Linked DNA regions of Homo sapiens: region 2 is linked to region 1. A link is a loop called in an ENCODE intact Hi-C map of the cell type or tissue named here. Cell type or tissue: left ventricle myocardium inferior. All regions are shown on one strand. Each heading gives the region's core, and the rest is flanking DNA. Links, peaks and the distances in the headings are about the cores only. Region 1 overlaps CHCT1 (CHD1 helical C-terminal domain containing 1). Region 2 overlaps HEATR6 (HEAT repeat containing 6).

Region 1 (15,686 bases), core at 3,412-11,411:
TTAAGACAGAGTTTCGCTCTGTTGCCCAGGCTGGAGTGCAGTGGCGTGATCTCGGCTCACTGCAACCTCCGCCTTCAGGGTTCTAGGGATTCTCCTGCCTCAGCTAAACGAGTAAGGCTCCCAATTTAATTTTTGCTAAGTTAGATCTTTAAAACACATATCATTTCATTGCAAAAAAACAATAAGACACTGCAGTTCCAAAAAGAGATGGAAGACATGATCTCAAAATAAAGGACAACGCAGGAGGACACCATTGGCAGCTTGCCTCCATGTCCCCACAGTCTTTTCTCTCCCACATCTGTGATTCCTACCCCATCCTTTTGGTTAGGCAAGTGTGACCGGCAGGCAGACCTTAGCATTTCTCAACAAATGCGGTGCTGGGACTCTAAAGTTCAGGTCCCCCTCTTCTCAACACTCTCCTTAACACGGAGGCTCCATGGCAGGTGACATTCTGCGCCTCGGATGCGCCGGAGAGGTCCTTGCTGGCCGACCGGGAAGACAGTCTGCCCAAGCTCTGCCATGCATGGGGGCTGCACAGCAACATCAGCGGCATGAAGGAGCGGCTGTCCAACATGCAGACCCCAGGTCAAGGGAGCCCCCTGCCTGGGCAGCCAAGATCCCAGGACCATGTCAAGAAAGGTAATGACCATTTGGTGTTGGGGTGATGCCTGGACCCAGGAGTTTGTGAGTGGTGTCTGGGTGTTTCCCAAGAGTAGACTCAAGCAGCCGGGAGCCTCTGCCCCCAGCCTGACAAGCTCCTCTTCCCTCCTTTCCATCTTCTCTTCATCCCGCATTTTCCTTTCTGTTTTTTCTTCTCTTTCTCCACTTTCTCTTCTCTTTTTAGTCCCCCTCTTCCCCAGGCTTGCTCATTATAGAAAGGTTTTTGTTTTTATTATTTATTTATTTTATTTTATTTATTTTTTCCAGACGGAGTCTCGCTCTGTCACCCAGGCTGGAATGCAATGGCGCTATCTCGGCTCACTGCAACCTCTGCCTCCTGGGTTCAAGCGATTCTCCTGCCTCAGCATCCCCAGTAGCTGGGATTAGAGATGCCCATCACCATGCCTGGCTAATTTTTGTACTTTTAGTAAAGACAGGGTTTCACGGTGTTGCCCAAGCTGGTCTTGAGCTCCTGAGCTCACACAATCCAGCCGCCTCAGCCTCCCAAAGTGCTGGGATTACAGGTGTGAGCCACGCACCTGGCTTTTTTTTTTTTTTTTTTTTTTTTTTACATTCCTGACCTGTTGAAAAGATGAGGCTATTATTCAGCAGAATGTTCTCCTTCCTGATTTATTCCCTATTGCTTCCTTTTGACATCTTTTAGCTTGTTCCTCTATAAACAGGACTCGAAAGTCTTCATGGGTTCAAATGAAACATGTTTTTGGCTAGAGGCTACATAAGAGATGAGGTTATGCTCTTCCCATTATTACCTGACAAAGCACAGAATATCTCATGGACCCACCGGGAATGGGCTAAGATTAGTCACTGAGTCTGTCCTTGCAATGAAAATAACCTATGTGGTATTTCTTTGGCACTATGTTAATAAAGTAAGTTATTTTATTTTTTATTTTTATTTTTTTGAGACGGAGTCTCACTCTGCGGCCCAAGCTGAAGTGCAGTTGTGCGATCTCAGCTCACTGCAACCTCAGCCTCCCCGGTTCAAGTGATTCTCCTGCCTCGGCCTCCTGAGTAGTTCAGATTACAGGCATGTGCCACCACACCTGGCTATTTTTTGTATTTTTAGTAGAGATGGGGTTTCACCATGTTGGCCAGGCTGGTCTCAAACTCCTGACCTCAACTGATTCATCCGCCTCAGCTTCCCGAAGTGCTGGGATTACAGGCGTGAGCCACTGTGCCTGGCCATAAAGTCAGTTCTTAATTAAAACTTGGCAATGGGGTTTGCAAACAGTACTGGGAATTGGGTCATGAGGCCTAGGAGAGGAGTAAGGAAGAATCAGAGGTTGGAGCCAGAGGTCGAGGAAACTCGGGTCTTGCCCTGACTCTTCCCCTAACTTGCTGTAAGACTTTGGGCAGGTCATTGCTTTACCCTGGACCTGGGTGACAGTCCTCATCTGTAAATTGGGGACAATGCCATCTCTCTACTGGGTTTCTGTGAGAAAAAACTAAGTGATATAGGTGGGAAGTAAGATAGGATTTTGCTATTCTTCCTCTCTGCCCCTACAACACCCCCCATGTATTACAGACTGAGATTCTTACTATTTGTGATGTCATTGGGACTGTCTCTGACCTTCTCTTTTTCAGATTCTTTAAGGGAGCTTTCTCAAAAACCAAAACTCAAGAGGAAGAGGATAAAGGAAGCCCCAGAAACTCCAGAGACTGAACCGTAAGAAGACCAACTGGGACAAAGGGCCCGCTTGTCCTGGCTCTCAGAGCACGGGGAATGGAGACCAAAAAGGGAAAAGAATTGTCCTTATCAAAAAGATTCTCAGGTCTTAATTAGGAATAAATGAGGTGGGAAATAAACATTCTTATGACAGTTCTACCTTACTTGACCAACAGTCATCATTCGTACATTTTAAATTTGTTTAAAAGATATTTGCCAGCCACCTTCTAAGTGGCAGGTGCCCCACATATGCACAGATGAATAAGATGTGGTCACTTTGTCAAGGACCATCACAGTCTAGTGGAGCAGACAGACATAGAAAAGACACGACAGCAGGGTAAATACAGGTGACTGGGGCAGGCCTCCGGGGAGTTAACAAAGGAGCTGGGTGTTTGCCAGTGGAGCACACAGGTGGGGAGGGAGGGAGCCTGGGGTCAGAGAATGGCAAGCCTGGCAGCCCGCCTGCATTGTCTGGACTTCATTTTGTGGGTAGCTTGGGATGGGCAGTGGTAAGGGAAGTGTCAAGTAGTGGAATGAATGGGTGTCACTACGGTATTGGGGAGATGCTCTGGTGACTGTGAGCAAAGTGCATGGAAGTGAGCGAGGCTAGAGGCAGGAGACCAAAGAGGAAACAACACCGATGGTCTTAGCTAACATGGTGGCTCGAGCCATCAGTCACAAATCCACAGCCTGCACACTAAAGTAAGGCTACTGATGTGTTTTGTTTGTCCTGGGTCATGTTCTACTTGTTGTTTAAAACACTTTAAGTCCGGGCATGGTGCCTCATGCCTGTAATCCCAGCACTCTGGGAGGCTGAGGTGGAGGTTTGTTTGAGCTCAGGAGTTCCAGACTAGCCAGGGCGATATGGGAAAACCCCATCTCTACAAAAAAATTAGCTGTTCATAGTGACGCACACCTGTAGTCCCAGCTATTTGGGAGGCTAAGGTGGGAGAATCGCTTGAGCCCATGTGTCAGTCTTTTCTCGCACTGCTAATAAAGACATACCTGAGACTGGGTAATTTATAAAGGAAAGAGGTTTAATTGACTCAGTTCCACGTGGCTGGGGAGGCCTCACAGTCATGGCAGAAGGCAAATGAGGAGCAAAGTCACATCTTACATGGCAGCAGGCAAGAGAGTGTGTACAGGAGAACTCCCCTTTATAAAACCATGAGATCTCATGAGACTTATGAGAACAGCATGGAAAAAAACCCACCCTCATGATTCAGTTACCTCCCACTTGGTCCCTCCCACAACATGTGGGTATTATTACAATTAGAGGTGAGATTTGGGTGGGGACACAGAGCCAAACCATACCATACCGCCCCGGCCCTTCCCAAATCTCATATCCTCACATTTTAAAACCAATCATGCGTTCACAACAGTTCCCCAAAGTTTTAATTCATTTCAGCATTAACCCAAAAGTTCAAGTCCAACATCTCATCTGAGACAAGGCAAGTCCCTTCCGCCTATGAACCTGTAAAATCAAAAGCCAAGTTAGTAACTTCCTAGACACAATGGGGTTGCAGGCATTGGGTAAATACACCCATTCCAAACGGGAGAAATTGGGCAAAATGAAGAGACTACAGGTCCCATACAAGTCCAAAATCCAACAGGGCAGTCAAATATTAAAGTTCCAAAATGATCTCTTTTGACTCCATGTCTCACACTGAGGTCATGCTGATGCAACAGATAGGTTCCCATGGTCTTGGGCAGCTCCAGCCCTGTGGCTTTGCAGGATACAGCCCCACTCCTGGCTGCTTTCACAGGCATTGAGTGTCTGCAGCTTTTCCAGGCACATGGTGAGCTGTTGGTGGATCTACCATTCTGGGGTCTGGAGGGCAGTGGGCCTCATCTGACAGCTCCACCAGGCAGTGCCCCAGTGGGAACTCTGTGTGGAGTCTCCTACCTTACATTTTCCTTCCATACTGCCCTAGGAAAGGTTCTCCATGAGGGCTCCACCCCTACAGCATACCTCTGCCTGGACATTCAAGCATTTCCATTCATCCTCTGAAATCTAAGTGGAGGTTCCCAAACCTCAATTCTTGACTTCTGTGCATCCACAGGCTCAACACCATGTGGAAGCTGCCAAAGTTTGTGGCTTGCACCTTCTGAATCTATGGCCCAAGCTGTACCCTTCTAGCCATGCTGGAGCAGCTGGGATGCAGGGCACCAAATCCTGAGCCTGCACACAGCAGGTGAGCCCTGGACCTGGCCCAGGAAAACATTTTTTCCCTTCTAGACCTCTGGGCCTGTGATGGGAGGGGCTTCCAAGAAGGTCTCTGACATGCCCTGGAGACATTTTCCCCATTGTCTTGGGGATTAGCATTTGGCTCCTCCTTACTTATGCCAATTTCTGCTGCCAGCTTGAATTTCTCCCCAGAAAATGAGTTTTTCTTTTTCTTTTTCTTTTTTTTTCACTAGTTGTCAAATGATCCTTTATTGAAATATTTTCCTTTGTGCTTAACTAGCTGGGCATTCCACAGCACCACTGTTGATGTCATCTATGATGTCATGAGGGTGGCGGCCATCAACATTACAACCCACAGAGACTGGGCAGTCCCCAGGATCTCTTTAATGGTTCCAGAGAGTTCTCTGGCTAAGGATCGGTGCTCCATCTGTCGAGCAAGGTTGACGATCTCATCAAAAGTGATATTCCCACTGTGTTTAATGTTTTTCTGTTTCTTTCTGTCTCTGGTGGTTCCTTGAGGGCTTTGATGATCAGGGCAGAGGCAGAAGGCACCACCTCAATCTGGGCCTGTCTGTTCTGAATGGTCAGTTTCACTGTAATCCTCAGGCCCTTCCAGTCACCCGTTGCCTTGGCAATGTCACCACCAACGTTTTTTGGAGACAGACCCAGGGGGCCGATCTTGGGGGCCAGGGCAGAAGTGGCATCTCCGGTGCACCTCAGGTATATGACTTTGATCTCGTTGGGGTCGAACTTTGGCGGCATGGTGGAGGCGGCTGGTGTCAGATGAACCCGGATTCGGGACAACCGAAGAAAGTTGCACCTTGGCCTCCTCCAAGCCGAAAGCCAAGAGCGAGTTTTTCTTTTTCTATTGCATTGTCAGGCTGCAAATTTTGTGAACTTTTTTTTTCCAAGCCAAACTGTATCCAGCTTTATTAAAGATACTTTCCATAAACAGTCATGGTATTTCAGGCAGGACATGGGCAGACAATCATTAACAGTATACAACAACTTTCAAACTCCCTGGATTCTTCAGTGGACTACCAAAAAGAAAGCCAGTATAAAACCCAATGAAGTCTTCATCTGATGCTCTGAACAGGGAAAGTTTAGAGTGAGGGTTGATATTTCACATTCAGCATGCTGTTAACTTTTCACAAACCAACCTTGACTTTCAGGAAGTGAAATGAAAATGGCAGAATTTATCTGAAGATTCACAATCTAGAAATGGAACCACTGCTCTTTTGACAGGTGCCATCTCAGTGGCATCTGGAAAGTCCAGATTGCCTGACACTGGTAACCAATGACTAGGGGTCAGGTCCCAACAGACGTCTGGGCTTAAGGGAGTTAAGTCTATGCTGAAAGATGGAAAGGGAGAAGAGGACATAAAAATAAATTTGTTTTTCCATACCGCAAGCCTTTTGTGCCAAGGTGGCCATGTGTATCAAAGCCAGGGAATCCCTCCTCCTGGGAGCCAAAAGGAAGTCTCTAAAAACTAGAAGGGAAAGGTGTTTTCCCCATATCAATCCAGCTTCGGAGTCATTCTATTAGTGACGTATGCCCCTTCCCCTAAAAACAACAATGAAGTGTTCTGTGTGCTAACAACGTAGCTTAAAAAAAAAAAGTAAAATAAAATTCTGCATTTTTATAAATCTTGATAAAAAATAGTATTTCAAACTGTATAGTCACCAGATGTACACAGTTATCAAAAATGCACACACTTCACTTGGCATCTCCAGCACCTTCAGCTTTCTGTGCCTGATCTGTTTTGGCATCTTCATTTTCTGCAGGGCTATTCCCTCCTTGCCAGCATCAGCTTTTCCCTTTTTCCCTTTGGGTACCTTCTCTCCCTTCTTTGCAGGGGCCATTTTAGGCTTGGGCTCCGGCTTTGGAAAAGCAGGTTTAGCAGACAACCTCGCGGATCTTTTCTGTGGTTCGTCCTTCGTCTTGGCTTTATCTCCTTTAGCATCCCCTTCAGCCTTTCTCTTGGTCATGGTGGCGGCGACGATGGCATTGAGACGTAGGCACTGGGCGCAGGATGCAGCGGCGCGCGGGCTTTGCTCGGTTCGGGGATCGTTCTCGCCTCTTCTTCCTCCAAATTTTGTGAACTTTTATCATTTCCAGGAGGGTAAGTAGGTCCAAACATTCCCCAAAAACACAAATGACATATTTTCCAGGGCTCTGCCTGAGGCAGCAGCATATAGGGTGCAGGGCTGCCCTGGAGCAGGAGAGGCCAGGGCAGATGTGTGTGACTCTTCTCCCTCCCTCCCTCGATTTGTGTTCAGAAGTAAGTATCGTCATAGACTGACAAGGCTAAAATGAATATCAATCTAGTCTCGAAGAAGGAGTTCAGGGAAGCATGAATGGGGGAAGCGGGGAGGAAGCGCCATTTCTTTCCTCCTTAGAGTCATCGCCTCCTGGAAGTGGCAAGATGAGACGGCCAAGGCATAGGCCTGGGGCCAGCCTGGCTTGGCTAGACCCTGACAGTTTTGTCAAAGCAGGGAGGATTTCAGAGAGAAGGGAAGCCGGGCTGGAGGGTGTCCATGATGACTATGGGCTTTCCAATGTTTTCTACTCCTAAGAGATTTCAGAAATGTGGCTGTTTTGGGAACAGTCCAAAAACACGAAGTATCCCCAGTAGTCAAGGCAGCACTGCCACCTAGAGGAATTGTGAGACACTACAGCCTTGTTCTTTCAACCAACATGTGCAAACCAGCGTGTGCAAAAGATGAAGATGAGAGAAGGGAGCCAGGGGTTCGTTTATCAACCTTGAGAACAATCGGGACGCATAAAGGCAAAAATGGACAACAAGTGAGGCTTGGTTTTGAAGCTTTCTTTCTTTCTTTTTTCCTTAGACGGAATCTCGCTCTGTCGCCCAGGCTGGAGTGCAATGGCGCAGTCTCGGCTCACTGCAACCTCCGCCTCCCGGGTTCAAGCGATTCTCCTGCCTCAGCCTCCCAGGTAGCTGGGCTTACAGGAGCGCGCCACCAAGCCTGGCTAATTTTTTTGTATTTTCAGTAGAGACGGGGTTTCACCATGTTGTCCAGGCTGGTCTCAAACTCCGCTGGCCTCCGCCTACCAAAGTGCTGAGATTACAGGCGTGAGCCACCACACCCGGTCAATTATTGTATTTCTTGTTTATTAACTGTCTTCTTCCCTTAGAATGTAAGTTCCACAGGGTTAGAGATTTTTGTCTGTCCTGTTCATTGCTGTATCCAAAGCAATTACAATAGTATTCAACATATAATAGGTACTTAGCAAACTTTTAATGAATGAACCAACCCAAAACAGAGAATTCTGACCAACCACCTCCTCGTTCAGAGGGGAAAACAGAGGCCCAAGAAGAAAGGCGACTTCTCCAAGGTTGTGCAGGAAGTCAATGGCAGAACTGGAACGACAACTCAGACCTGAGGTCCCCCAGGCCAGCGCACTTCCTACATACCAACGACATATGTTTCACCTACTCTTGGCCCACACACTCATTTCTCACAAGATAGAAATAACCCTCAAGACTAAAATGTATTACTTCTTCTCCTTCTTCTTCTTCTTTTTTTTTTTTAAGACAGTCTCACTCTGTCACCCAGGTTGGAGTGTAGTGGTGCAATCTCCACTCACCACAACCTCTGCCTCCCGGGTTCAAGCGATTCTCCTGCCCTATCTCCAGAGTTGCTGGGATTACAGGCGCCCGCCACCACGCCCAGCTAATTTTTGTATTTTTAGTAGAGATGGGGTTTCACCATGTTGTCCAGGCTGGTCTCGAACTCTTGACCTCAGGTGATCCGCCCACCTCAGCCTCCCAAAGTGCTGGGATTACAGGCATTAGCCACTGCGCCTAACCAAAATGTATTACTTCTTCTAGAATTTTTATTTTTTAAAAGTATCTCTACCCAAAAGTATAATGGTGGACTTGGGAACACCAGAAACAGGTTGTTGGAGAGGCTATTGGGAAGTGGGGAGCCTTGGTGGAAATCCCCAAATCATACCTTGGCCTATGCTGCCTTAGGGGTGAGGCTCATCCTAGAGAAAGTGCCTCACTATCGGAGCCTTCGAGAAGGGTCCTTTTCCTTAGAGAATAAAGGGTACTTTCCCTAAAGTTTTACTTTCAGTTTTTTTTGTTTTTTTTTTTTGAGACGGAGTCTCTGTCACCCAGGCTGGAGTGCAGTGGCGCAATCTTGGCTCACTGCAAGCTCCGCCTCCCGGGTTCACGCCATTCTCCTGCCTCAGCCTCCAGAGTAGCTGGGACTACAGGCGCCCAATGGTGCCCGGCTAATTTTTGTATTTTTAGTAGAGACGGGGTTTCACCGTGTTAGCCAGGATGGTCTCAATCTCATGACCTCGTGATCCACCCGCCTCGGCCTCCCAAAGTGCTGGGATTACAGGCTTGAGCCACCGTGCCCAGCTGTTTCCTGACTTTTTAATGATCGCCATTCTAACTGGTGTGAGATGGTATCTCATTGTGGTTTTGATTTGCATTTCTCTGATGGCCAGTGATGATGAGCATTTTTTCATGTGTTTTTTGGCTGCATAAATGTCTTCTTTTGAGAAGTGTCCGTTCATATCCTTTGCCTACTTTTTGATGGGGTTGTTTGTTTTTTTCTTGTAAATTTGTTTGAGTTCATTGTAGATTCTGGCTATTAGCCCTTTGTCAGATGAGTAGGTTGCAAAAATTTTCTCCCATTCTGTAGGTTGCCTGTTCACTCTGATGGTGGTTTCGAGTTTTAAATGGAAGAGGCTCCTAACCGCGAATGTAGTGACTAACTACTGCCTGACCCACTCCCACCCCAGTCTCTCAGGAGTCACCCGAAGTTTCCTCTTTATAATAATTATCACAAATATATGTAACTGAAGAGAAATAGCAGAGTTTTGCATCCATTCTCACTGGATTTTTGTGTCAAACTTGTGAGGGAAACTCCTTCTCCCCATTACAAAGAAAACAGGCTATGGCCAGGCTTGGTGGCTCAGATGTGTAATCCCAGCACTTTGGGAGACCAAGGTCGGTGGATCACTTGAGGTCAGTAGTTCGAGACCAGCCTAGCTAACACGGCAAAATCCCATCTGTACTAAAAATACAAAAATTGGCCAGGCTTGGCGGTGCGTGCATGTAATCCCAGCTACTCAGTAGGCTGAGGCAGGAGAATTGCTTGAACCCAGGAGGCAGAGGTTGCAGCGACCCGAGATTGTGCCACTGCACTGTAGCCTGGGTGACGGAGCGAGACTCTGTCTCAAAAAAAAAAAAAAAAAAAAACAAGAAGAAGAAGAAAGAAAAAGAAAACAGGGGCTTAGGGGCTGACTTAGTTGAGTTGAGATGCTGACTGCCCAAGCTTTTTGACTCCTCCACACACAAGGCTCTGTCTTTTTGATTTTTCTTGTTTTTGTAAACAGACATTTGCTTTTTTTTTTTTTTTTTTTTTTTTTGAGACAGAGTCTTGCTCTGTCGCCAGGCTGGAGTGCAGTGGTGCTATCTCGGCTCACTGCAAGCTCCACCTCCTGGGTTCATGCCATTCTCCTGCCTCAGCCTCCCCAGTAGCTGGGACTACAGGCGCCCGCCACCATGCCTGGCTAATTTTTTTGTATTTTTAGTAGAGACGGGGTTTTGCCATGTTAGCCAGGATGGTTTCGCTCTCCTGACCTCGTGATCTGGCCGCCTCGGTCTCCCAAAGTGCTGGGATTACAGACGTGATCCACCGCGCCGAGCCTTTTTTTTTTTTTTTTTTTTTTTGAGACAGGGTCTCACTCTGTCACCCAGCCTGAAGTGCAGTGACATGATAATAGCTCACTGCAGCCTCGATTTCCTGGGCTCAAGTGACCCTTCTGCCTCAGCCTCTTGAGTAGCCGGGACTACAGGCATGTACCATCATGCCTGGCTAACTTTAAAAATGTTTTTTTGTAGACACGGATTCTCGCCATGTTGCCCAGGCTGGTCTCAAACTCCTGACATCAAGCAATCCACCTGCTTCGGCCTCCCAAAGTGCTGGAATTACAGGCATGAGAATATGTGATAGGAAAAGAGTATACAGACTTGAAAAAAAATAGAACGTTTAGAAATGAAAAATAACTATTCTTGAGCCAGGCACAGTGGCTCAAGCCTGTAATCCCAGCTACTCAGGAGGCTGAGGCAGAAGGATTGCTTGAATCCAGGAGTTTGAAACCAGCCTGGGCAACAGTGAGAACCTGTCTAAAAACAAAACAGAAACACGCACCTCATAGCTAAGTGAAACAGGAGGCAACATCTGGGTCATTCTTAGCTCATAGAGAGAAATAATCAGTCATTACGTAACAGGAAAGAAAAATACTCAAACTATTTAAAGAGCAGCAGGAATGAAAAAGCCTGATTCTGTACTTGGAAAGAATTTAAATGCAAATCAACTTTCACTTGTTACACAAAAGTTCTAATTCAAAAATAAATTACACTAGAGGTTTTTCAAGGCACTTTCTGGAAGTGATCATTCACAGATTTTTTTCAAACTTATGCATCATATTTAACTGCTTGTGCAAAGTGAAGTCTGATTTTTAAAAATTATTGTAAAATACACATAAAGTTTACTGTCTGAACAATATATATTATATATATAGTTGTAAAATACACAAAATTTATTGTCTGAACTATATATTATATATAAAATATATAATATATAGTTATAAAATACACATAAAGTTTACTGTCTGAACAATACATATATATATCTTTTTTTTTTTTTCTTTTTTTTTAGGTGGAGTCTTGCTCTGTCACCCAGGCTGGAGTGCAGTGGCACAATCTCAGCTCACTGCAACCTCCGCATCCTGGGTTCAAGCAATTCTCCTGTCTCAGCCTCCCTAGTAGCTGGGACTACAGGCGCCCGCCACCACACCCGGCTAATTTTTGTATTTTTAGTAGAGATGGGGTTTCACCATGTTGGTCAGGCTGGTCTCAAACTCCTGATCTCAGGTGATCAACCCGCCTCAGTCTCCCAGAGTGCTGGGATTACAGGCATGAGCCACTGCGCCCAGCCCTGTCTGAACCATTTTATATGTAAAATGCACTAGTATTAATTTTCACAGTGTTGTGAAACCAATCTCCAGAACTTTTGCATCACACAAAACACAAACTCTAGATCCATTAGTGCAGTGGTCCCCAACCTTTTTGTCACCAGGGGTTGGCTTTGTGGAAGACAGTTTTTCCACAGATCGGAAGCAGGGAGAGGTGGGGTGCTTTTGAGATGATTTAAATGCATTAAATTTTTTTAAAAAATTGAGACAGGGTCTCACTGTGTCATCCGGGCTGGGGTGCAGTGGCACAATCACGTCTCACTGCAGCCTCAACCTCCCAGGCTCAAGCAACCCTCCCACCTCAGCCTCCTGAGCAGCTGGGACCACAGGCATGTACCACCAGACCCAGCTAATTTTTTGTATTTTTTGGTAGAGACGAGGTTTTGCTATGTTCAGGTCTCGAACTCCTGAGCTCAAGTGATATGCCTGCCTTGGCCTTCTAGAGTGCTGGGATTACAGGTGTGAGCCACTGTGCCTGGCCTCAAGCATATTACATTTACTGTGCACTTTATTTCTATTACTATTACATTGTAATATATAATGAAATAATTATACAACTCACCATAATGTAGAATCAGTGGGAGCCCTGAGCTTGTTTTCCTGTACTAGACAGTCCCATCTGGGGGTGATGGGAGACAGTGACAGATCATCAGGCATTAGATTCTCATAGGAAGTGCATAACCTAGACCCCTCACACGTGCAGTTCACAATAGGGTTCACCTAATGCTGCCACTGATCTGACAGGAGGTGGAGCTCAGGCAAGTGATGGGGATGGGCTGTAAATACAGAAGCTCTGCTCGTTCACCCACCCACTGCTCACCTCCTGCCACGTGGCCCAGTGCCTGACAGGCCACAGATCCCCGGGGGTTGGGGACCCCTGCATTAGGCAACTACTCCCCATTTTCCCCTATCCCCAGCTCCTGGCAATCACTATCCTACTTTCTGCTTCTATGAATTTGACTACTCTAGATGCATCATCTAATAGTATCATACTCTTTGTGACTGTCTTATTTCACTTAGCATAATGTCTTCAAGGTTTGTCCACATTATAGCTTATGTCAGAATTTCGTATATTCTTATGGCTGAATAATATCCCACTGTATGTATATGCCGTATTTATCAACAGGTTCTCATTCTCTTGCCCAGGCTGGAGTGCAGTGTGGTGTGATCACGGCTCACTCAGCCTCAACCTCCTGGGCTCAAGCAATCCTCCCACCTCAGCCTCCTGAGTAGCTGGGACTACAGGTGTGTGCCACCACGCCCAGCTAATTATTTTTTTGTATTTTTTGTAGAGACAGCATTTCACCTTGTTGCCCAGGCTGGTCTCGAACTCCTGGGCTCAAATAATCCTCCTGCGTCGGCCTGCCTCCCAGAGTTAGGAATACACATGAGCCACCACGCCTGGCCTGCCATATTTATCTGTTCATGCATTGTTAAGACATTTAGGTTGCTTTCGCTTTTGGCTACTGCAAATAATGCTGCTACACGGGTATATAAATATCTGTTCAAGACCCTTTCAATTCTTTTGGATCTATACCCAGAAGTTGAATTGCTGGATCATAAGAGTAATTGTTTTTAATTTTTTGAGCACAGGTGATAGTTTTTCACAGCAGATGCAGCATTTTACATTCCTGTCAACAGTGCACAAGGGCTCTCATTTCTGCACATCCTTGCCAACACTTACTTTCTGTAATAGCCATCCTAATGGGCATTTGTCTATAGAAATGTGCGCTTAAAGTAACTGAGTGTGGTTTGCTAACACACTCAGGACAGTATCTGTCACAGGATAAACTCTATGTTGAATACACAGATCAGCAAAGTTTACAAGTTGGAAAGAGTCTTAACACTGTAAGTTATATGGCCATATGGTAATTGCTTTCACAAAGCTCTAAAATGCTGCATTAATACCAAGTGGCAACTCAAACTTTAAGGGAAGGGTTCCCTTGATCTTTGAGCTTGACAGATGAGCAACACTATCCAGGAAATGGCATTCCACAAGGACGACGAAATCGCATGTTCAGAGGTTCAGTCATGGAGATGTAAAAAGAAACATTTTTAAATTCAGTATCACTGAAGGTGGCAGGCAGTGAAGCTGGTGCTGACTATATTCCAAGTGATGGTGGGATTTTGTCTACAATATTTTCTTCCTAATCTTTAAAAATATGGCTTCGTTTCCTACAACTGGTTTCTGAGTCCTTCAGATTTATGCTGTTTCATGGTGAAGTTTTTTAAAGACCTGATTTTACCCCCTTATTCATGTGAGGAAATAAAACACAAAGAGGGCTGGAATGACGTAACTCAGAATCTTCCAGTTCAGAGACAGCTGGAACTGAAACTCCAATCTAGGCTTTTCTTCACTATTCCAGCAGAACTTTACCAGGTCTCATCATTCATCTTCAGCCTTTAGAGTGAGAGGATTCTTAAAAGAATGGTATACTTTTGTAAAGACTAAAAAATCCCTTTGCATTAATGCAGTGCTTTGTCTTTTTCCAAGTGCTTTTCATCAGCACAATCTCCAGATGTTACCATGCGCCTCCTCTGCCACACATCTTAATTTTCTTGAACAAGAGCACTTTTGTTCTAGTTCCAACAGTTTCTCTCACACTGTTCTCTAATAAAAACAGTCTGCAAAGCTTAATCCCAACCAAAAGCAATCAAAACCAAATTGGAAACAGATACACTATGAATGCAGGAACACTATATTTATTAGGTCAATAATTCATTTTTAGCAATACAAGTACAGAATATATCACAATGCTGGTTACAAACATACTTAGTATGGTTTAATAGTTACAAATAACGGTGGGCACTACAAGTTGGTGAGAATGATATGAAAGGTCATCCTGACACAATGAAGAACCGTCTTCAAAAATCTATTTAATGACCTTAGATATTTCTATAGAAATTATTGTGGCACTATTAGTGGGGATTTTCACGTAAAGATTGTTAGTGTTTTGTTTTTAACTGTTCCATTAAGAACTTTTTATTTTGAGCCTATTAAACTAAAATCCCCTGTTGCTTAATAAAGTATAAAAATAGTACTGACCTGGTAATATTTAATAAAACGTAGCATTCATTCACATCATAAAAGTAGAACTGAAAAGTTTTAGTTACCATGGCAAAATATCTTCCCATAAAAGGAATATACAGAAATGAGTAATGTTACACAAACGGTACCTGCAATGGTTATTTAGTGATCCAACACTTAACTGTGCACCACAAACCAAGTTTTCTAGATATCTATATATAGGATATATTTTTAATCTTAAATTTTACTCTTGAAAAACATGTGCACTTCAACAAACTCACTAAGGCCACTCATGCTATAGATACCTAGGATTGCAATTAAAGAATAGTATTATGCAATAAATCCTAAAGCACACTCCTTCTGATTATCAACAGGGTAAAACCAGTTTTCTGCCTAAAACATTCCTGAGATTTATGGACAAAAGAAGTACTGTTGAAGCTGGAGATTAATCCAAATGTCATATTAACAACAAAAAATTTCCTAGCCAGGCGTGGTGGCAGGAGCCTGTAATCCCAGCTACTCGGAAGGCTGAGGCAGGAGAATCGCTGGAACCCGGGAGGCGGAGGTTGCAGTGAGCCAAGACGGTGCCATTGCCCTCCCAGCCTGGGCAACAAGAGCGAAACTCCGTCTGAAAAAAAAAAAAAAAATTTCCTGGCAACTAAGTTCCTCCACAGCCAAGAGGTGAAGTACACATCCACTTCTAAAGCAAAGATAAAACCCCAAAAACTTTGTACTTATAGTGTTTTTCCAGTAGTAACTTTGCCACCCAGAAGAAAAGCAAGCAGCAAGGCTACAAATTCTAGGGAAAACATAAAAAGTGGCAGTTAATGATACCTGTTATGAGCAAATCATTATTTCTATGTATAAAGTTTCAGCCAAAGGCTTCAATCATGTTTTGGCATGTGTTCACTGCAGTTTTCTGTCTGCACTATTAAGGAGCAGCCAAATGGCACCTTCATTATTTCTAAGATCGCAGCCTCTGTACTTAATTTTCATAAAATTATAAACTTTTCCCAACAGGCTAGGAACAAAGGTCTTTCTCAAATTATTTTCACAAGTGAAAAAATACCTGGGCAGGGGTTACTACAAAGCAATAGTGAGCCAAT
Region 2 (15,686 bases), core at 5,261-13,260, 400 kb before region 1:
CTGTTCAGGGTGCTCAGGGGCCTGCCGGGTGAAGGAGAGGAGAGGCGGCAGCAGAGGGCCCATCACAGTCCAGGGGTCAGAAGGACAGAGCAGGCATCACTCCGTCCCAGTGTGGCAGTGCCCCCAGCCTAGCCCCCACGGGTGTCTTGGGGTACAGAGGTGGGACAACCAGAGCCACTGGACAGACATGCCAAAACTTCTGGTGGCCCAAAGATATGCAAGTGAAATGTGTCAAGAGACAGGACCCAGTGAAAACATTTTGAGCTACAACAAACAAATGTATACGAATTGTAAGAATAAGACACAGTGGTCAGGGACCCCCTGCACAGGGTGGGCCACCAGATTCCCAGAACTCTGCACTCCAGGCACGTGGTGGGAAAGGCAAGAGGCCAGGGTGAGGGAGTTGGGTTTGGAAGAGCAGCCATGTCACTGTGGGTGCACATGGGGCTACTGAGCCAGGCCCTGTCCCAGAGGCAGCCCCACAGTGCAGGGCACAGCTCACGTATGCCCACCTGACCTCAGCCACTTCTCTGGCATCTCACAGGGGCCTGGCGTGCAGGGAAGGGGAGGAAACGCTCTGCCTGCCAGGCCCTGTGTCCACGTCGTCTCCCTCCCTCTCACTCCAGCCCTGGGAAGATGGGACTCTTACATCCTTGCCCGTTTTTTTTGTTTTGTTTTGTTTTGTTTTTTTAATTTTGAGAAACGGTTTCAGTCTGTTGCCCAGACTGGAGTGCAGTGGCATGATCATGGCTCACTGCAGCCTCTGCCTCCTGGGTTCAAGCAGTCCTCCTCCCTTAGCCTCCCTAATAGCTGGGACCACAGGCATGTGCCACCACACCCAGCTAATTTTTAAAGTTTTTGTAGAGACAGTGTCTCACTATGTTGCCCAGGCTGGTCTTGAACTCCTGGGCTCATGGGCTGGGATTACAGGTGTGAGCCACTGCGCCCGGCTGAGGCGCAGATGATGATAAAGCTGAGGCTTCGGGTGAAAAGTACTCATCCACTTCCTAGCGAGTGAATACAGGGGCTGAGCCCAGAAACCATGCCAGCCAGGCCCCCAAACTTCTGCCCTCTTCCAGTGGCAGAGAAGTAGGTGGTTGGGAGCCCCCCGATCCCCCGGAGCTCTGCCAAACCAAGGTGGGGTCGGCCTGGGAGGGAGACTCAGCCTCCCCTTGGAGATGAGCCTGGTGTGAGCAGCCAGGCTGCCTCCCTGACCCGGCTGGGTAGAGGCCTTGCGGTGCATCTTTGAATAATGTTCTGGGGTTACCGGCTGCGCCCCACAGATGCCACAGCTGCCTCCCTACAGCCCTGTGCTCCAGCCCAGAAGAAAAAAAAAATGCGGTTTTCCGAAACAAGAGCCTGCTGAGGTCAGCGAAGCCCCTATCTGCCCATCCTTCTGTGTGTCCCTGGGTCTGCACGCTTGGCTGGGTTTTCTAAGGGAACGGAAGGCAGAGTGAGTGAGGGGCGCCGTCTTGTGGAGGAACCCTCTGTGGCCGATCAGCTTGTGTGACCTCTGTGGACTGACTGGGAGTTGTGACAAATATGGCCAGAAATGGGGCCTCTCCGACGGTGACCCGGGGTTATGTGGATTTAGGGTCAGTGAGGGACGTGGCCTCTCAGGAGGCGGTGCTGGGAAGATGGGGGAGAGGAGTCAGGACGAGGGAAGGGCCTGACCAAAGCAGGGTGGGGAGGGAGGCTCAGAGGAAGGTGAGCCACCTGGCTTTCAGGATGGCGAGGAGAGAAAGTCTGTCCTGACAGAGGCCCCCTAACAGCTGCCCTGGGCCAGGATGTTTGTGGGAGGGGAGATTGCACCGCGATGCCACCCTCACTCCCTGTGTCTGGAGGTGTGGGGCCAGGGGCTTCTGTGACAGGGGCCATGAATGCACCCAGCCAGGAGACCCAGGGGACAAGGGCATCTGCTGGCCCAGGCACCTGCAGGCCCTGGCAGCTCCATCCCCCGATTTCCCATTCACACCCTTTGCTGTTCTCTACCCGGGACCTGAAGCCCATGGACCACAATGGGCTGGCAGACCCCTGTGTCAAGCTGCACCTGCGGCCAGGAGCCAGGAAGGTGAGGGAGTTTCACCCAGGCTTGCCCACCAGCTGTGCCCACCTATGGGGCCTGGACCAGTCCAGGGAAGCCCACAGCTGCCACTCCCCCTCAGAGCCCAAGCAAGCTGAGGAGACCTCAGCCACTCACCTCCATGCAGAGCGCCCAGTCTGTCCCACACCCGGGATGCCTTCCAGCGTTACCTACCTGCTGATCGGGGGAAACCCCTGGAGAATTTCCAGGCTGGCATTTTATAAGAAGCATTCTCAGCTGGAGGTTACTATGATGTGCAAACAAAGACTGTGGTCAGATCACACTGGAAAACATTGTTAAACCAGTTTCTTTACTGTAGGACTTACCAGAGCCTTTAATGTGCTGATGGGCTGCTCCTCGACTCTCAGTAAGGGGGATGAAGTAGGCAGCATCTGCCCAATGTATTTGACCACAGAATCCTCATTCCCATGAGAGATGGGCCAAGAGGCCAACCACAAATGCACTTAAGGCACCAGCACAACAGTGCATCTAGGAGAGGAGAGAAAAAAATGCTATTAAATAAAAGCATCAAGGTGACCTTGAGCCATGAAAAATCAGAACTTCTTAGACTTCCTTCCTTCTGTGCATCCTACACTTCAGTGTTGCTTTATTTTTAGTTTCACAGGGCAGAGTCTGAGTTGACTTGGGGACCTAAATGTGTATGCCTGGGGCCCACCGCAGTCCAGGAGGACCACCCCAGAAGGGAACATTGCGCCTTCTCTGGGGAAGGCAGGGCTGTAGGAGACACGGCAGTGCCCCACCACCTACTCCTGGGGAAGAAATGGCTCCCCGCACCAGGCCTGGGTGTCCTTATGCTGCAGGTGGAGCTCAGGGATGTGAGAGCCAAGAGTGAGTGTAACCAGGGAAGTGTGCCCAATGCGGGAGCTCAGTGACCCCTAACTCGTGGGACTGGAGCCGGCAGGGCCTGTTGTAGGAAGTCCCCGGGACTCTCCCCGGTGTTTTATAAAGAGCAGTCTCCTTGTAGACCAGCTCCTGAAAGCAGTGCGAGAGAGGGATTCCTGTGTCCTTTGCACGGTGGGGAACCTGACGCTGCCACAGAGCTGGAATTGAAACCCCGGGCTGCCTGACCTCCAAACCTAGGCCGGGGTGGCGGGCATCAGACTGAGTCAGACACGGAGCTCAGAGTCGCTGGCACAGGAGGAAGGAGTGGTGGCAATACTCCCGCTCAGAGAGGCCACTGCACGAGCATGCCTGAGGCCAGGATGGGTTCCAGGCAGAGGGGACAGTCCGCAAAGGCAGGGCATGCCCTGGGAAGGAGACTCCAGTTCCACACCAGGTGTCCTGCAGAACCCACCCCAGGGCACCAGGGGCTGGAGCTGGGATCCTCCTTGGATGAGCCTCCTATGGCTGCTGCAGCAAATGACCACAAACTTAGAGGCTTAGAGCAACACACTTACTATCTCACCGCTCTGCAGGTTAGAAGTCTGACAGTGGTCTCCCTGGGCTAATGTCAAGGTGTCGGCAGGGCTGCGTTTCTTCTGGAGCCTGGGGATTCCACCCATTTCCTGGCTCTTTCCAGCTTCTAGAGGCCGCCCGCCCTCCTTGGCTGGTGGCCCATTCCTCCACCTTCACAGCCGGCCTGGTTGCATCTCCCTGGCCTTCTTCCTTGGTGACATCTCACTCTTCTCTTCTCTGTCCTTTCTTCTGCTTTTAAGAACCCTGTGACCACATTGGGCCACCCAGACAGTCTAGGATAATCTCCCTAATTAGTCAGCTAATTAACAACCTTAACCCCATCTGCAGCCTCAGTTCCCCATGGCCACGTCAATAACATATTCACAGCTTCGGAGATTAGGACGTGGCCATCTCTGGGGGCCATCGTTCTGTCTACCACACCCTTTGGTGCTAATAAGATCATTTTTTCCTTTCTCCAGGCAAATAAGCTTAGAACAAAAGCTCTCCGTAACACTCTGAACCACGTGAACAAAACCCTCACTTACTACAGGATCACTCGTGATCCACAAGACCCTGCAGTGGGTGAGGGCCCTCGGCTGCCTGCTCCCTCCCCAACCCCCACCCAGAGAAACCGATGCGGGTGCAGGGTCAAGTTCAGACCTCAGACCCAAGTCTCCCACTTTGGTCCCTTTCTCCCCTCCTGAGGGACCTGGAGGACGGAGTCTGCCCCTCCTCCTTCCCGGCATAAGCATCAGGTCAGCTGCAGTGGAGAAAGTGGTCCCTTGTGCTTGGAAAGAAAAGCAAGCATTCCTCCTGGTTCTCACTCTGCCCTTCCCCTTCCCTTCCACTACCTGGTTCACGCTGAGTACTCGGGGCCTCCAGGTGGTTGCTCATGGCATCCTGGCCCTACCACCACCACAGATGTCCCTTTCGGGAGGACTTGGGGGCAGTCCAGGGCCTTGTCTCTGGGGAGGCCTGTGGGGCTGGCTCTACACTGTGACCACAACTTTGTAGATTCCCCACGATGTAGATTGGATTGTGCACATGTGCACACACACACATTTGGAGCACGTGTAAGCACACACTTAAGAGTGTATACCCATACATACGTACACATATCATGAAAAAATCTATAATGAAACATATCAAAATAACTGTGATTATCTCCATGTGGCAGGAGAATAGGTCATTTTTTCTTACATGTGTGTCTTGTTTTGTTTTTTCCAAATGTTCCACAATGGAGATTCATTACTTTTATGATATGGAAAAACAACAAATGTTATTTAGAAACCGAATCCATAATAGCTGTAATATTACAATAATTTAGTCTGGGCACAGTGCCTCACACCTGTCATCCCAGCAATTTGGGAGGCTAAAGCAGGAGGATGGCTTGAGACCAGGAGTTTGAGACAAGCCTGGGCAACATAGCGAGTCCCCCATCTCTACAAAAAAAAAAATCAGATTAAAAATTAAAATAAATAAAATAATTTAAACACTTTGATAAAAGAGAGTGAAAACAAATTTGGGGAGTAGACTACATGAAGGCTGGGAATCCACCGGGCTGAGTGGCCTTTTTCTTAACATCCCAAAATGGAACAACCAAACACGGCTTTAGAAACTCTTCCAGCACCTGCCAGCATGTGTGGCCTATACTTCTCTGGAGAGGAAACCCGCTGTCCCAGTTTGGAAAAGAATCTAGTATGAGACTGTATCTGATTTATCTGTTTATTGAGACAGGGTCTCACTCTGTCACCCACGCTCGGTGCAGTGGCATAATCTCAGCTCACTGCAGCCTTGACCTCCTGGACTCAAGCCATCCTCCCGTCTCAGCCTTCCGAGTAGCTGGGACTACAGGCATGTGCCACCATGCCCAGCTAATTTTTTAATTTTTCTTTTGTGGAGATGGGATCTTGCTATGTTGACCAGGCTGGTCTTGAACTCCTGGCTTCAAGCGATCCTCCCACCTTGGCCTCCCGAAGTGCTGGGATTACAGGTGTGAGCCACCACACCTGGCCTTGTATCAGATTCAGTACTGATTATTTTTTTTAACTATTGTTAAGTTTAGCATGTCATCATTTCAGAATACACTGCTTCTCAAAAGAATGAAGGCTACAACAGCCTGAGTCTCTGTTTTTCACGAATTCCCCAGATGATTCTGAAACACACCAGCTCGAGACCCTCCACTGTTGCATGTTTGAAAGTAGTGGTTCTCAAACTTGTCTGCAACTAGAATCACTTGTGCAGCTTTTAAAACTCTCAGTGGCAAGACCGTACTCCAGACCACAAAACTCAGGGGTGGGGTGAAGGGGGCTGTTCATCAGTAGTGTAAATGTCCCCAGGTGATTTTAATGAGCAGCCAGGTTTGAGAACCAGCGTCCTAATGGGAGCAACCTCATATCCAGGTGTTGTGCCTCCTGAGCCTGGGAAACAACTCTGGCAAAAACCTTGCGTCTGAATAACTTTGTGTTCTCTGTCTCCATCTGGTGGTCATTCCGCTACATTGCTATTATTTACCTGTGCAACTTGGGCTCTTGTACTTTTAAGAAAGTTTGCCAAAAGAATCAAAAAAACCAAAAGACTTGAAATTTCAAGAAATAGAAATGGCTACGAAATATGCCATTATAAAGAACAGAATGATCTAAGAGTTATAAATGCATTTGAATAATGCATCTCAATCTTTGGCAGTACTTGGCAAATTAAAAAGCAGTCAATAAGTGCTACTTATTCCCATTATAATTAAACATAAGTTAGACCCCATCTTTTGGGTACCAGTGATTCATTTTGAATGAATGGCTTTAATTCAACAAAAAAACATATTTAGTCTTATTATACCTGGCATACTGTTGGCAGTGGTGAACAGACACAGCCTGCATGGTGAGAAACATTGTGTGCGTGCATGTGTGTATGTGTGAGAGATCGAGAGAGAGAGAGAGAGAGTGAGAGAGAGATTATTATTTTAATAAAAAGACTGTTTGTGAGTATACCGCTCCATGAGTTTTGTAACCCCACCCCAATCAGGATTCCAAACAGTGAGAGATTATCATTTTAATAAAAAGGCTATTTGGGGGTATACTGCCCTATGAGTTTTGTTGCCCCACCCCAATCAAGGTTCCGAACAGTTTGATCACTCCCACAAATCTGCTTCATGCTCCCTGTCGTGGCATCCTTGCCTCACCCCAATCCCTGGCCACCAACCGATGTTTTTTGTCCCTGTAGCTTTGCCTTTTCCATAATGTCATGTGTTCATACAATATGTAACCTTTTGAGAGTGGCTTCTTTAACTTACCAAAACTTCCTTCCTTCTGCTTGTTTTAGGTTTATTTTGCCCTTTTTTTTCTTTAGTTTATTAAAGCTGAGGTTTAGATTGTTGACTCGAGCCTTCCTTCTTTTCTAAAATAAGCATCAAATGCTATAAATTTCCATCTGAGCTCTTCTTTAGCTGCATCTACACATTTTGATTTATTGTATTTTTGTTTTTGTTCAGTTTTAAGTATTTTCTAATATCCTCATTTCCTTTGAGACTACCTCCTTTGACCCATGGATTACTTAGAAGTATATTATTTAATTTCCAACTATTTAGAGATTTTTGTCAGTTATCGATCTCTGGTTTAATTCCATTATGCTCAGAGACCTTGCTTTGTATTATTTCTGTTCTTTTAAATTTGTTAAGGTTTGTTTTATGGGCTTGGAGTGGTGGCTCATGCCTGTAATCCCAGCACTTTTGGGAGGCCAAGGCGGATGGATCATTTAAGGTCAGGAGTTCGAGACCAGCCTGGGGAACATGGCGAAACCCCATCTCTACCAAAAATACAAAAATTACTCAGGTGTGGTGGCACAAGCGTGTGGTCCCAGCTACTCGGGAGGCTGAAGTGGGAGGATCGTTTGAGCCCGTGAAGTTGGGCTGCAGTGAGCTGAGATTGCTCTACTGTACTCCAGCCTGAGCAGCAGAGCAAGACCTTGTCTAAAAAAGAAAAAAAATTGTTGTTTTATGATCCAGAATGTGATCTATTTGTTCTAGGGATTACTGAGAAAGGCAGGTTGGGGTGTCCAACTGTAATTGCTGATTTGCCATTTCTCTTTTCAGTTCTGTCAGGTTTTGCCTCATGGATTTTGAAGCTCTGTTGTTAGGTACATAGATGCTTAGGATTGTTAATGTTTTCTTTGAAAATTGACCTTGTTATCATTATGTAATGTCCCTCTGTATCCTTGGTAAATTTCCTTGCTCTGAAGTCTGTTTTGTCTGATGGTATGTAATTACTCCAGATTTCTTTTGATTAGTATTTGTATGATATATCTTTCTTTTTTGTCCTTTCATTTTTAATCTATACTATTTACTTAAAATGAGTTTCTTAGACACATATAGTTGAGTGTTGGGTTTTTTGTTTGTTAGTTTTTTACATTCAACAATCTATCTTTTTATTAGCATATTTCAACTTTTTAAATTTAATATAATCGTTGGTATGTTTGGATTTACATTTAATATTTTATTGTGTTTTCTATTTGTTCTCTATTTTTCCCTGTGTTTTTCATTCCTGTTTTGACTTTTCCTGCCTTCCTTTGGATTATTTGAATTTTTTGGAATTCCATTTTAATTCACTGATTTTTTTAACCATATCTTTTTGTGTAAGTTGAAAATGTAGTTGCTTTAGGGATTACAAAACACCTAGGTTTTCATAGTCTATTTAGGTTATATATTTAGTGCTTCACGTGAAATGTAGAAACCAGCCTGACCAACATGGAGAAACCCGGTCGCTACTAAAAATACAAAATTAGCCGGGTGTGGTGGCACGCACCTGTAATCCCAGCTACTCGGGAGGCTGAGGTGGGAAGATTCCCTTGAGCCCAGGAGTGTCTTCAGGAAATTAAGGTTCTCTCTGTTCTCTACAGGTCAAGTAGTTATGGACGGTATCCTGAACATTCTAATTTTGTGTTATGAGAATCTGGGCCATGTTGGAATCCTGTGTTTTTGCTTTGGCAGGCAATCGTCCTGGTTAGGTTCAGTCACAAGTTCCCACCTGCCTCCTGCGGGTTGTGGTTCAATATCAATTAAGCTTCAGAGCCTTTGCCGCGCTGTTCAGATCCGCCCCGTGTGTGCGCCACCCAGTGGCGGGTACGAGACTGGACAGTGCCTTGTCCCACCGTTCAGTTCTCAAAGCCTTTGTTCAGATCCACACATGGAATGCCTGGGCATGAGCCCAGGAGTTCACATACAACTTTAGGGTATTGCCTTCTTGCGTTCCCTCCTCTCTGAAATCTCAACACTTTACAGTCTCAGGGGTCCCTCTTTCCGGTCCTCTGGCTAGAAAGTCAGGGTTTTAACTGTACTGCTCTGCCCTACAGTTTCTGTGACTGTCTGCCTCCACGGCCAAGCATGGAAGGTTGTGTAAAGAGAAAAAAGCCATGGGCATGACTCCCTTGCTGTTGGGACCATTCTTCCTCTGGCAGAGAGATGAGTTTCCTTCCCTTGAAGTTCTAGGCACCTGCCTGGCTGCCACTGCTGCAGTGAGATTGCCTAGGGGCTGGTGTGGGGAGAAAAGAGACAGCAAACACAGGATTTCCCCGCTTTTGCTGACCTATAGGGGTGCTTACCTCTCTCCTAAGGTCAGAAACAGAGGCTCAGAGCTCTTTCTATCTGCATCTGGTATGCAATTCCAGGTTTTGGTTCATCTTTGAGTCCAGGCCAGGAGACCCCAGAGGGGGAATAAAATGGCAGACTTACTGCCACTTTGGTGGTGTTTAGAGTTCTCTTTTCCTTCCCTGATCTTCCTGCTACCACCTTGTTTTCAGAGCTAGCTGCTCCATGCCTGTGGTCCAGGATTCATAGTAACATTCAGTGGGAAAGACAGGACGGAGTATGACTGGAATGAGAATGGGAGAAGAATTTTTATTTAAAAAACAAAAGCATGGATTTTTAAAGGTTGAAAAATGCACACTAATTGGGGGAGAAATTTCTCTTTCCCTCCACAGTGTGGTAGCTGTAAGCCTGATTCCTGGCTTGAATTTTTTTATTCACTTTTCCAGATGACCTTTAGAATCATTTTGTCCTTAAATTAGCCAGGTGTGGTGGCACACACCTGTAATCCCAGCTACTTGGGAGGCTGAGGCACAAGAATTGCTTGAACCCATGAGCAGAAGTTGCAGTGAGCCAAGATAATATGACTGCACTCCAGCCTGGGTGACAGAGTGAGATTCTGTCTCGAAAAAAAACATCATTTTGTCCTTTAAAAAATTCTAATTTTGATGGGAATTTTATGAAATGTATAGATTTGGAGGAAAGTAGCCTTTTAATAGATTGAGTCCTTCAGTCTAGTAATGATATATCTTCTCATTTAAAAAAATCTTCTTTTATGACCACTGGTAAAAGTTTTTATTTTTTTTCCTCAGAATCCTTGCATAAGCTTGGTTAAATTTATTCTCAGGTATTTTTATTATTAAAATTTTTATTAAAAATCAAATTGGTTATTGCTGATATATAGAAGAGCTACTGATTTGGCATGTTTACTTTGTAACCAGCTGCCTTACAGAACTTTTATTGGTTTTTTTACTTTCTGAATATTGGTTTAATTACTTTCTGAATTTTGGTTTTATTACTTTCTTGGTTTTCTGCACACAAGGATTTGTGAATCCAATCACTCAGACTGGTTTTCTGCAAATAATGATAATTTGGAACCTCTTTTTGAAAAAAAACTTTGAAAATTTTGATTTTTGGTTTATTGAATCACATTGGCCATTAAAATTTCTTGTACAGTATTAGGTAATATTGGTGATATCATTCTTGCTTGTCTTGGTTCTGAGTTTTAGGGAAGTCCCTATTAAGATAGGTATATTTCATTATGCTAATGAATTATCTTTTTGAATTCTTTTTTAAAAATAATTTTGATCAGAAAAGGATACTGCATTTCGTCACTCTTCCAGCATCCATAAAGATGACCATTTGTATTTTCTTATTTGACCCACTAATGTGATTGCATTTTATTAATAGGACTTTCCTGCATTCCTACAGCAAATCCTGGTTGGTCATGGTGGAGACTGTAAAGCAATCATTCTCAAGGAGGGGCTTTTTCACGCAGTATGCCTGGAGAGAGGCTGCACCACCACCGCGTTCCTCCCCGATGAGTCCAGTGAGCCACGGCTGCGGGCTACGGTGTTGTGGTGCTCGGGTGTGTTGGAAGGAAATGGTAATTGAATGAGTGCTCATTTTCCAAGACTTTGGCCCCACCCCTAATATAATGTCCATGTTCCTGGAGCTGAGGATGCCTTCAGCCTAGGCTTGAGGACTCAAGGTGTGTACTAGAACCAGACAGACATTCTCCAATATCCCACTCTAGGGATCTTACTCCAATGAGAAGCAGAGAAATGCTAGCCCCGGGAGAAGACCTAGGAAAAGTGTAACAAGAGGCACCATCTGTCACTGAGCCCCTCTCTCTATGCCAGGCTCCGAGCCAGGTGCTTTACATTATGGGAGCTACTCCTGAACAACTGTGTGAGATACTGGTATCCCTTTACAGATAAGTGGTCAAGTGACTGCCCAAGGGTGTAGTCATTAAGTAGAGGAGTTGCCCTTTAAAACCAGGAGTAATTCCTGAGCGTGTGCAAGCTGGAGATGTGATTCCTGAAGACTGGCTCGCAGAGATGGGTCATGAGGCAGAACCAAGACCTACTCCCCTACTTCCCTGTTCAGTTTGTGTGGCCTCTCCCACTTCTAGTCCCTTCTCTTTCCTGGGAGGGACCCATGGGGGCTAGACAGAGGGCTGTTCCTAGTAGGATAGAGAGGTCCTGCAGCAGCGCCTCTTCCTCACTGCTTATCTTTCTGATCCAGGTTCCCGAGGCATGCCAGCTAGCACCTGACCTACAAGATTCCAGCTGTTTAACTGCCATCACAAAGGCTCATGATGTGTTGACAGTATTTCTGCCTGCTGCTCTGAAAATTCAAGGAAATAAATACCTGACATTTATTGAATGCCAGAAGCTGTTCTAAGAACTTTCTATGTATTATCTATTTTAGTCATTATAATATCCTTATGAAATAGGCACTTTTATCCCCATTTTACAGATGAATAAAATAAGGCACAGAAGGGTTAAGCAACTTTCACAGGTAGAAAGCTGCACAGCCAGGATTTAAGCCCAAGCTCTTAACCACTGCACTACATCAATGCAGCAAAGGCTGAATGAACCAGAGTATTTGATTTACTTAGCTCTTATGCTGGAAAGATGGTGAGGCTTTTGCTCATGGTCTGTATTCAAGCACAAATACCAAAATCAAGGACACCTTTGCATTGGTGCTCCATAGGAGGTTTCCTTTTTTGTTGTTTAGAGAGAAGGTCTTACTCTGTTGCCCTGGCTGGAGTGCAGTGGTGCGATCACAGCTCACTGCAGCCTTGACCTCCAGAGCTCAAGCAATCCTCCACCTCAGCCTCCTGAGTAGCTGGGACTATAGGTGCGCACTTCCACACCCAGCTAATTTTTAATTTTTTTTTTTTTGTAGAGACCGTCTCCCTATATTGCCCAGGTTGGTCTAGAATTCCTAGGGCTCAAGTGATCCTCCCGCCTTGGCCTATTGGGATTACAGATATGAGCCATGGCACCCAACCTCAGAAGAGGCGCTTTTCTTGAGTTCTGGAAGGGGATAGGAATTAATGTTTTGTTTGTTTGTTTGTTTTTTACTCGTCACAGAAAAGGTTCAAAGAGTAAGATAAGCAACGTCTCATAATGCTGTAGTCTAATGGACAAGGGCCCTAGCCATCTGTGCCTGGATGACTCTTCCTCCCAATTTTTAAGTGTCAAAAGATAATTTAGAATCTGGCATTCTGCATTAGAAATCTGAACCAGTGGAGCTGTGTGCTGATTTTCATCAGCTTAAGTTGTCTTTATTGTCAGTGGCTTCCTTTCCCCACAGCAGCTTTATGGAGGCACGTGCCCAGGCATATGAGGAGCTTCTGTCCTTTAGTGTATGTACACCCACAATGCTGCAGAGAAGAGAATCAGCATACTGTTGGGACACAGCAGGTACCACTGCCTTCTGAAGTTTCTAGAGGTGCTATGCCTTCATTGTTTTCCTGCACATGAACATTAACATCCACATCAGGATCTGGAAACCTTTACAGAAGCTGAAGTTTTAAAAAGAAAATGAATGGGATTTTATTCAAGATAAGGAAAGGATAAGAGTGAATCATCAAATGAAACCATGAGGCCACTTCACAAATATTTTATCAAAAAACTCACCTGAGAAAACTCAAAGAATCACAGTAATAAGCTGTCTATGCCATATTTTTTTTTTCCTTTTTTGAAAATGCCAAGAAGCTACTACTAAGAATGTATTCAAGAGACGGAAGTTCCAAGATTCATCACAGGGTCAGGTGGGCTCAACTTAGTTTCCTGGGCCCTCTATAACACTTCATGTTCAGAATTGTCTCCAAATAAAAGCAATTTAAGGGAACATTCAATATGGGTGTCTTTGCTGTGCTTGCAGTCTTAATTCTGTGGACACTGATATTCTATCAATGGAAAATTGAGCCTTTAGTGAACTTGAATACCCTGTTCCCCAATCACTGCCCAGAGAGCAGTTTCTGAGCAGCCAACATGTCAGAGGCAGGAAAACAGCAGCTAAAAGGCAAAGGAGAAAAATGGAAGACACCTGCCTTTACACGTGTATTTTAAGCTAAATAACCATGATAAAATATCACCAACACCCATTTTTTGTAACTTCTTAATTGTCCCACATCAAAGATAAGTATGGACAACTGTAATTGGTTCTTATATATCCCTAAATTCCTAATTGAAATCAATTCCAATAAATCGTTGGTGCTCAGTAGAAAAATGCAAAATTTAAATATATATATTCAGTAGAAGTTACCTTCATAACTTGTGGGGCATTATCAAAATATAATTGGAAACCCCTCTTTGTAACCAACTAACCAAATGATCTTTTCTTAAAGGCACAAATTAAAAGGTGGCAAAACAACCATATATTTAGTGTGTGGGATCACATTCTCCTAAAGAGCATCAGGAAATGTAGGTAGAAGTCAATGTTGTAGCCTAGGTTAGAAGGCCCTGCTTGCTGGGAGTTAACTCTGGTTATTGGATTGTGGGGAGGTGTGGCAGGGAAGGTGGTCAGGGGAACACGGGCACTCCAGAAGCTCGGAGCAGCAGCTCATCAGCTGTGAGGCACCGTCAGCATCCTTGCGTCCTGTGTGGCTGTGAGGCACTGTCAGCATCCTCGCGTCCTGTGCGGCTGTGAGGCACTGTCAGCATCCTCGCGTCCTGTGCGGCTGTGAGGCACTGTCAGCATCCTCGCGTCCTGTGCGGCTGTGAGGCACTGTCAGCATCCTCGCGTCCTGTGCGGCTGTGAGGCACTGTCAGCATCCTCGCGTCCTGTGCGGCTGTGAGGCACCGTCAGCATCCTCGCGTCCTGTGCGGCTGTGAGGCACTGTCAGCATCCTCGCGTCCTGTGCGGCTGTGAGGCACTGTCAGCATCCTCGCGTCCTGTGCGGCTGTGAGGCACTGTCAGCATCCTCGCGTCCTGTGTGGCTGTGAGGCACCGTCAGCATCCTCGCGTCCTGTGCGGCTGTGAGGCACCGTCAGCATCCTCGCGTCCTGTGTGGCTGTGAGGCACCGTCAGCATCCTCGCGTCCTGTGTGGCTGTGAGGCACCGTCAGCATCCTCGGTCCTGTGCGGCTGTGAGGCACCGTCAGCATCCTCGCGTCCTGTGTGGCTGTGAGGCACCGTCAGCATCCTCGGTCCTGTGCGGCTGTGAGGCACCGTCAGCATCCTCGCGTCCTGTGTGGCTGTGAGGCACTGTCAGCATCCTCGCGTCCTGTGTGGCTGTGAGGCACCGTCAGCATCCTCGCGTCCTGTGTGGCTGTGAGGCACCGTCAGCATCCTCGGTCCTGTGCGGCTGTGAGGCACTGTCAGCATCCTCGCATCCTGTGCAGCTGGGCCAGGACAAACTGGCTGAACTGCAGCTCTGCTTGCAGCTTGCTAGAAATACAACTTGGTAACAACAGGAGATTGTGGACACACTATTTTTCGTTAGTTTATTACAAAACTACAGATACAATACACAAAATTCTAATTCCGAAATCCTTCTACATTTTTTTTTTCTGAGACTAAATGCCCTCAAAGCCCGTCTGCTTGGCCTGTATTACAACCTGACTCCTCGGCTCCTGGATGCACAGGTCAGATGTTCCAACAACCCTGACCATGGCCAGTGCTATGGAGTCACTCCAAAGGTGGTTGAGCCCTCTGTGAAAATTTAAATGGCTGCTAAGTCATTCTAAATAAATAGTGAACGGATTGTTTCTGCCCCTAAGATGAAATCCCACAGATCTTATGCTCAAGCTCAGGTCTTCCTACTGCCGCCTTCGACATCTAGAAAGTATGGTGGGATCTTCACTGATTTGTTAACCCTGGGAGTGCCCCTTGTGATCCAGATGAGTCAAAACAAACGGCCAGGATCTCTTCTAAAAAGCCCATGATGGCCCTTCTGGCTGTGTCTCCAGTTGGTGCCTGGATGCTGCCCATGTGTTTAAGGGCCATTCTGACCATCTGGTCTCTTTCCTGTGGGCTGTGGGGTGCTCCAGTGTCATCTCCCTCTGCTCCTGATTTTAAAAACTGTAGAATATAGGACTGGACCATATTCCCACTCAGTTCAAGGGTTTCTTTCATACAAGGGAGGTCCGAGGCACTGGCCAAGCTCAAGAGGTGAATCAGTGCCTGGCAGATTTGGGTCCGTAGGCTGACACAGTACTTGAATTCCAAAAAGTCTATGGTGTCTTCACTCTTCTGTAAAGCGGTGACCAATGCATTCCAGATCCGAGCATACTGGTCAACAGACCCGTACTGCTCTCTCTTCCCCGGGACGGAAAGGGCAGCTGCAGATCTGATGCGCACTTTGAAGTTCTTGCATGATGTCACGACCGATGTCAGGGCATTGTAGGCCTGGGAGGTCCATGGGGCTGTCCCTAGAAAGAATCCACAGTCACTAAAACAAATGCAGGCTTAGAACTAGGTGGGGTGAGAGGGAGAGGGGTGGAAGGAAGCTTAAACACTAGTGCTCAAGACACTCATTTTATGTGTTCACTTCATTCTCACAATCATCCTGTAAGACAAGGGTGGTGACTGACTGTAGGATCCTAGGTAAGTGGCCAGGTGCCAATCCCCAAACCTCCCTCTTTCCCTACCTCAGCCT

Evidence for each region. Hi-C counts contacts between places; a loop is a spot of excess contacts. Peaks named below come from ENCODE experiments on the same cell type or tissue, not always from the same donor. Only the 100,000 strongest peaks of a DNase experiment are listed, where the experiment ranks them.
Region 2: it touches region 1 in a loop (5-fold over the local background); 12 of 110 quality-filtered maps call a loop at or near these places.

Annotation. Positions count from the first base shown.
Region 1 is chr17:60,428,919-60,444,604 of GRCh38, forward strand. It overlaps CHCT1 (CHD1 helical C-terminal domain containing 1), which reads left to right. Exons shown (of 6, transcript NM_181707.3): 5 at 444-639; 6 at 2,263-2,508. The coding sequence ends at 2,348. It overlaps APPBP2 (amyloid beta precursor protein binding protein 2), which reads right to left. Exons shown (of 13, transcript NM_006380.5): 13 at 14,240-15,686. It also overlaps the pseudogene RPL12P38 and the pseudogene HMGN2P42. Among named protein-coding and RNA genes, the nearest start is that of CHCT1, 14 kb to the left of the region's middle. In left ventricle myocardium inferior, for the core only: CTCF peaks have their summits at 7,198 (motif pointing left) and 7,403; a DNase peak (open chromatin) is centred at 7,023; H3K4me3 peaks cover 400 bases; H3K27ac peaks cover 440 bases; H3K27me3 peaks cover 1,521 bases.
Region 2 is chr17:60,028,676-60,044,361 of GRCh38, forward strand. HEATR6 (HEAT repeat containing 6) reads right to left here. Exons shown (of 20, transcript NM_022070.5): 20 at 12,333-15,459. The coding sequence ends at 14,888. It overlaps MIR4737 (microRNA 4737), which reads right to left and starts at 14,430; the gene lies at 14,350-14,430. RefSeq lists enhancers at 8,346-8,475, 11,193-11,487. In left ventricle myocardium inferior, for the core only: CTCF peaks have their summits at 8,609 (motif pointing left) and 8,808; a DNase peak (open chromatin) is centred at 8,606; H3K27me3 peaks cover 1,027 bases.